2 separate regions of the Homo sapiens genome follow, and region 1 is linked to region 2. Evidence: read pairs that join two places in POLR2A ChIA-PET (ENCODE). Cell type or tissue: IMR-90. All regions are shown on one strand. Links, peaks and the distances in the headings refer to the core of each region. The heading gives the core; the rest is flanking DNA.

Region 1 (2,911 bases), core at 314-2,813, 520 kb before region 2:
GTGAAGACCTCGTTTCAAATCTCATCCTTCCTCTTTCTGATGCTGGGACGCAGCACACATCACTCAGGGTTGGAGGGTGCACTGGTGGGTGCCTCGTGATCACAGCCAAGTCAAAGAAACAGGACCTACTGTGTATTGAGCACTTGCTATAAATCAGGAGCCAAGTTAAGCATGTTATCTGCTTTATCACATTTTTAATTTATTGTTAACTTTTTATCATGGAAAATGTATGCAAAAATGGAATAGCGAGGGCCTCCCTTATACTCACTACCCAGCTTCAATAACAATTGGCATTTTTTGTTGTTGTTGTTTTTAAATCAATTCCTCCTGCTTTTCTTCTTTTTCTCTTCCTTCCCCCTCTTTTTTCCTCCTTTTCTTCTTCACTTCATCATTCTCTGCTGGAATATCTAAAGCAAACACCCAACATTGTATCACTTCACCTGTAAATACGTCAGTATGTGTTGCTACTAGTTAAAATATTTTTAAACTGAAACCACACATCTATTATCATACCTTAAAAAGTAAGCAATAATTTTTAACATCATCTAATAACCAGTCTGCACATCATCTCATTTAATCCTTCAAATAACCCACTGGAATTCAAAATATGACTGCTCCCATCTTTCAAATGAAAATTGGAGTGAATGAGATATTTAAGTAACTTGTGCACAGTCCCCCAGCTCACATGACAGCCACACAATACCTGCCTCTGAGCCTTGTTCATTTCTTTATGCCTTTGACAAATATTTATTCTGCAGCTACTCAGCCCTAGCGTTGTTGGAGGTACTTGGGATGCAGCAATAAGTCTTACTGCCTTGGAGTTTATAGGCTACACCTTTGCTCCTCAAAGTGTGGTCCAGGGACCAGCAGTTTGGGCATCCCCTGGGAGCTAGCTAGACATGCAGAAATACAGCCTTGGCCCAGCCTGTTGAATTGGAATCTGTATTTTAATAAGATCCAAGAGATTTGTTGCTATGCACACAGAAGTTTGAGAAACACTGCTTAAGGCCACATTTCTCACCCCTGGCTGCCCATTAGAATCTCCTGGGATGCTTTTAAAAATACTATGCCCAGGGCCCACCCAGAAAAATGAAGCCAGAACCACTGATGATGTTTACAAATTTTCTGTACAGATAGGATTGAGAATTGCCCACCCAGTATGATTGTTTTAAGGATAAATGAGCTGAGATGAAATCTCTAGCATACTACCTAGCACACAGTAGATGCTAAATTAATGCTATATATTTTTTCCCTTTGCTTTTTCAACCCTGTTCCTGGGACCCCCCACAGAGCTGTGTTCTTGGGTGGTGTGTTGCCTTTCTCTGATCCGGAGACATTCTTTGGCCACATGAGCTTCCAACTGGAGTGTTACTCTTTGCTGGGAAACCCCAGAACTGTAAACATGGGGCCTTTCCGTGGGAAATCAGGCTGCAAGACAGACATGAGCTTCTCCCCTTCATGACCTGGTTTGCCGAGTCGGGCTGAGAGCTGCAAACAAAAATAAATAAATAAGTGAAGGCTCAGCCGTGTGTGCAAAGAGCTTTTCTTTCACTACAGCCGGATCCCAGGCCAGACGTTATCTCATCCAGCTTTCTCCCGCCAGGTGACGCGGCATGGGGCAGGTGCCACCAGCTGAGGCTTAAGGGGCAGAGGCTATGGTTTGAGTCGCCAGGCAGGCAGGAGAGGGCTCTGACCTTGGACCTTGGGACAGAACAGCCTGGGCCTGGCCTGACCACACTCTGTGGCCTCAGGGACAGGAATGTTTTCATGCTGGTGGTGGGATTGGCAGAATCCCATGGTGGTGGGGGTGGGCCCGTGTGAAGTCTCCACTCTCCTCCCCTTCTACCGATTGTCAGGATGCTCTCCATGGGGCTGTTTACAGGACTGTAAATGAGCCACAGCCCACGGGGAAGCTGGAGAGGAGTCAGAGGTCCTGCTATGAGAACCAGCAGGGGTCAGGTCTCCTGAGTAGCAAGCACTTCAGGCAGATTCTCCATTCAGCCATTCGTTCGGTGGGAGGCACCACTCCCTATCCTTTGAAAACTGGGAGAATGAGGTCTGCAAATTAGGAGGGGCTTACCAGGGTCACACAGGCTGCTCTAGAGATACCAAGGCCTGAGTTTTCTCTAAGATATGAGAGTCAGGGCCCAAACACTGCCTGGGAAAGGTCCATGCATGCCGAGTGATATCCTTGTCCCCACACGTTGGCTACTCTCAGGATGTGGCGAAATGGAGCCAGCAGGCAAAGAAAGGGGAGGGGACTTAGGCAATACTAGGCTCTGGTCCAACCTTTGGGCTTTCTGGGACTTGGGACTTTGGGCAAGTCACTTTACCTCCCAATGTCTCCGATTTTCTTTCTTTTTTCTTTTTTTCTTTCTTTTTTTTTTTTTTTTAGATGGAGTCTCACTCTGTCGCCCAGGCTGGAGTGCAGTGACACGATCTCGGCTCACTGCAAGCTCCACCGCCCGGGTTCACACCATTCTCCTGCCTCAGCCTCCCGAGTAGCTGGGACTACAGGCGCCCGCCACCACACCTGGCTAATTTGTTTTTTTGGTATTTTTAGTAGAGACAGGTTTCACCGTGTTAGCCAGGATGGTTTCGATCTCCTGACCTTGTGATCCACCCGCCTCAGCCTCCCAAAGTGCTGGGATTACAGACGTGAGTCACCGAGCCCGGCCCGATGTTCTTATGTTTTATGTGGTGCACTGCCTCCAAGCTCACGGTGGGGCTTCGAGGAGTGTGAATAAGAAGGCAGATTGGGAAGAGCTGCCTGGATGACAGGTGCTCCCTGCAAGGGATGGTGAGTAGCCTGCACACTGCACATGCGCCATTGCCACTCCTCACCACCGCACCCACAGCAGACATCACTAACTGATCCCAGCCGTTCCTCTTACTGAGTGAGGACGTCAGA
Region 2 (2,911 bases), core at 181-2,680:
CTGAAGTTTACATTCCCATGAGGGGTCCAGGCATGCAACCCAGCATGGCCACGCAGCTGGAAAGTGCTCTGATGGGAGAAAGGCAGAGCGAGCATTGCAAAGCATGGGAGAGAGTTGGAGGGCTGGAGAGAAAGGAAGAGAGTGCTCCAAGTGGTGGGGATGCCTCTGCCAAATCCTGCGGGTCAGAAGAGCTGAAAGTTCAGCACACCCAGTGGTCAGCATTTGAGGTGAGGAGTTGCAGGGAGACAGGTAGCGGTCAGATCATAGCCAGCCTCCTAAACCACTTTAAGGAGTTTGGAATTCTCCCAAGAGCAACACAGTCTTCAAAGGCACTAACATAATCAGGTGCATAATGGAGGAGGATTTTTCTGGCTACAGAGAATAGGGGAGATCAGAGAGAGCTGCATAGAGGAGGCCAGTTCCAAAACTGTTGTCACGGGTGAAGGCAGAGGTGAGGAGAGGGCGGTGAAAATGGAAAGGCGGCCTTAAGAAGAAGCTAGAACTTGTAACATGCAGTAATGAGTAGCCACAGGAATGGGAGTGGAACCAAAGATACTTCCAGTAACTATTGAGCACTTACGGTGTGCCAGCCACTGCCATAAGCTCTTAGTGGCATCATCTCGTTTAATCCTACAACAGCTTTGTGAAGCAGATATGGCTATTATGCCCACCTTACATATGTGGAAACTTAGGTTCATAGAGGTTTTCCTCTCTGACTTACTTTAGGACAAAGAGCTAGCAACTGGCAGGACCAAGATGATTCAAGGTTTCATGAGAACCAGGTGGGCGTGCATGTCATTGCCCTGAAAGGAAGAAAGGACCCAATGGGCTTGTCTGAGGACTGGAGGACATTAAGGCAGCAATGAACAGGGGAATATGTGAGTCTGAAGCTGAAAGGTAAAAGAGGTAGCTTTGGGAGACTCTGTGTCTAGAGAAAGGAAGCTGCTGAGGAGGAGGAGGAGGTGCTCCATATTACACATGTAGAGTAAGAAGAGAAGAGACCAAGGTCAGAGCTCTGGGAAGCACCAGCATGTTGGAGGTGGGCAGAGCAGGACGGGGAAAGAGAGGGTCAGCTGTATGCCTGCAGTTCATTCTCTACCTGTAGGAGAGACACCCCAGGCAAGACAGAAAGATGACCCCATCAAATCCCCTCATAATCCTTCCAGGGACAGAGCCTCTGGCAAACACTCTAATGATGTTGGCCAGCAGAAGCTCTCTTATCTATGGAATGCTTTTAGCGAGACGTGCCCTATCTGCCTAAAACCGCTCGCGGTAAACAAACCTGGAACCTATGGATTTATGTCAGATGGCTCCCTGGAAAATGTTGTGCAAGCTATGAAACTAGCAGAGAAAAAAGTGAAGATGTTTCAGGACCCAAATAGCTACGCTTTCAAGAAGGATGGCTCGCGTGTAGCACGTAGAGACCCCTAGTGATAAGTCTGGGCCAGGGCACAGCCTAATGTGGCAAAAAAGTCCTGGGAGCTGTATTGTGGTTCAGACTTCACACTTTACCCGGGCCTCACAATTATTTGTATCCTTGCAGTTATTAGTAAGGCTTAGTACTGGTTGAGATCTCTGATTCTTATGAATCCAACTGGACAAGCTGACCCTTTTTATTTTAGCTCAATAACAGAAACTTGGTAAACTGTGCTACAATCATTTGAATTTTCTGCCTAGCTCTGGTGCTGAGCCAGGCTAGTGGAGTAGCTATTTGATTATCCTGGAGGATAAATACCTAGAGACAGAAGAGGAGCCAGGCTAAGATGTGGATTTTGTCCAAACAGAAGCAATAGGACACCACTCAAGGCCTGAATGGAGAAGAGTGACAAGGTCAGACTGAAACTGTTCCTAAGTCACCATGTGAAAAATAGTGGGAGAAGGCACACTTAGAGGCAGATAACCCAGGGAGAGGCCCATCCAGTAGAAAATCTGGGGGGCCCTGGACAGGGCAGGAACAGTGGAAGTGAAAAGCAACTGGGAACTTAAGACCTACATAGGGGTTAGAATGTACAGGACTTGAAGATTGGTTGGGTCTTTGGCGGGGGCAGTGGAAAAGGAGGAGTCGACGTTTCTCCCTTGCATAACTGGTTGGGCAATGGTGCCAGTCACAGGGAAGAGGAACATGGGACAGCAAGCATGGAGATGATGAGAAGTTCTGCTTTGAATGTTTCCACTGTCTGGCACATCCTCAAGAAGGTATCTTGTAGGTAGTTGGATATGTGGTTCTGAAGCTCAGGAGCAATGACTGGGCTGGAGATAGAAAGTGGACTTGTCTTGGTTCATTCATGCTGCAACAATAAAGTACTTGGGACTGGGTAATTTATAAGGACAGAGATGTATTCCTCACATCTCTGGAGGCTGGGAAGTCCAATATCATAGCGTCAGATCTGGTGTCTGGTAAGAGCTGATCAACTCTGCTTGCAAGAGGGTGGCTTGCTGCTTCATCCTCACATAGCAGAAGGACAAAAGGCAAAAGGGGCCCAGATGCTTCCCTCAAGTCCTTTTAAAAGGACACTAATCCCATTCATGAGGGTGGAGCTCTCATGACTTACCACCTTCTAAAGGCCCCACCTCTTAACCCTATCACATTGGGTCTTAAGTTTCAACACACAAATTTTAGGGGAACACAGACATTCAAACCTTAACATTCTACCCCTGACCCCTCAAAATTCATGTTCTTCTCACATGCAAAATACATCCATTCCATCCCAATAGCCCCAAAATTCTTAACTCGTTCCAGCATCAACTCAAAAGTCTAAAGTCCTAAGTCTCATCTAAATATCATCTAAATCAGATATGGGTGAGACTCAAAGGTGTGATTCATCCTGAGGCAAACTGCCCTCTACCTGTGAGCCTGTGAAACTGAACAAGTTACGTGCTTCCAAAATACAATGGTGGGACAGGCATAGGA

Evidence for each region. ChIA-PET counts read pairs that join two places held together with the same protein. Peaks named below come from ENCODE experiments on the same cell type or tissue, not always from the same donor. Only the 100,000 strongest peaks of a DNase experiment are listed, where the experiment ranks them.
Region 1: POLR2A ChIA-PET joins it to region 2 with 5 read pairs; 1 of 35 experiments calls an interaction of 5 or more read pairs at or near these places.

Annotation. Positions count from the first base shown.
Region 1 is chr10:78,774,075-78,776,985 of GRCh38, reverse strand. No RefSeq gene overlaps it. Among named protein-coding and RNA genes, the nearest start is that of ZMIZ1-AS1, 290 kb to the left of the region's middle. RefSeq lists an enhancer at 1-6. In IMR-90, for the core only: no CTCF peak of the experiment used is centred there; a DNase peak (open chromatin) is centred at 1,425.
Region 2 is chr10:78,258,772-78,261,682 of GRCh38, reverse strand. No RefSeq gene overlaps it. Among named protein-coding and RNA genes, the nearest start is that of LINC00595, 7.1 kb to the left of the region's middle. In IMR-90, for the core only: a CTCF peak has its summit at 1,419; a DNase peak (open chromatin) is centred at 1,282.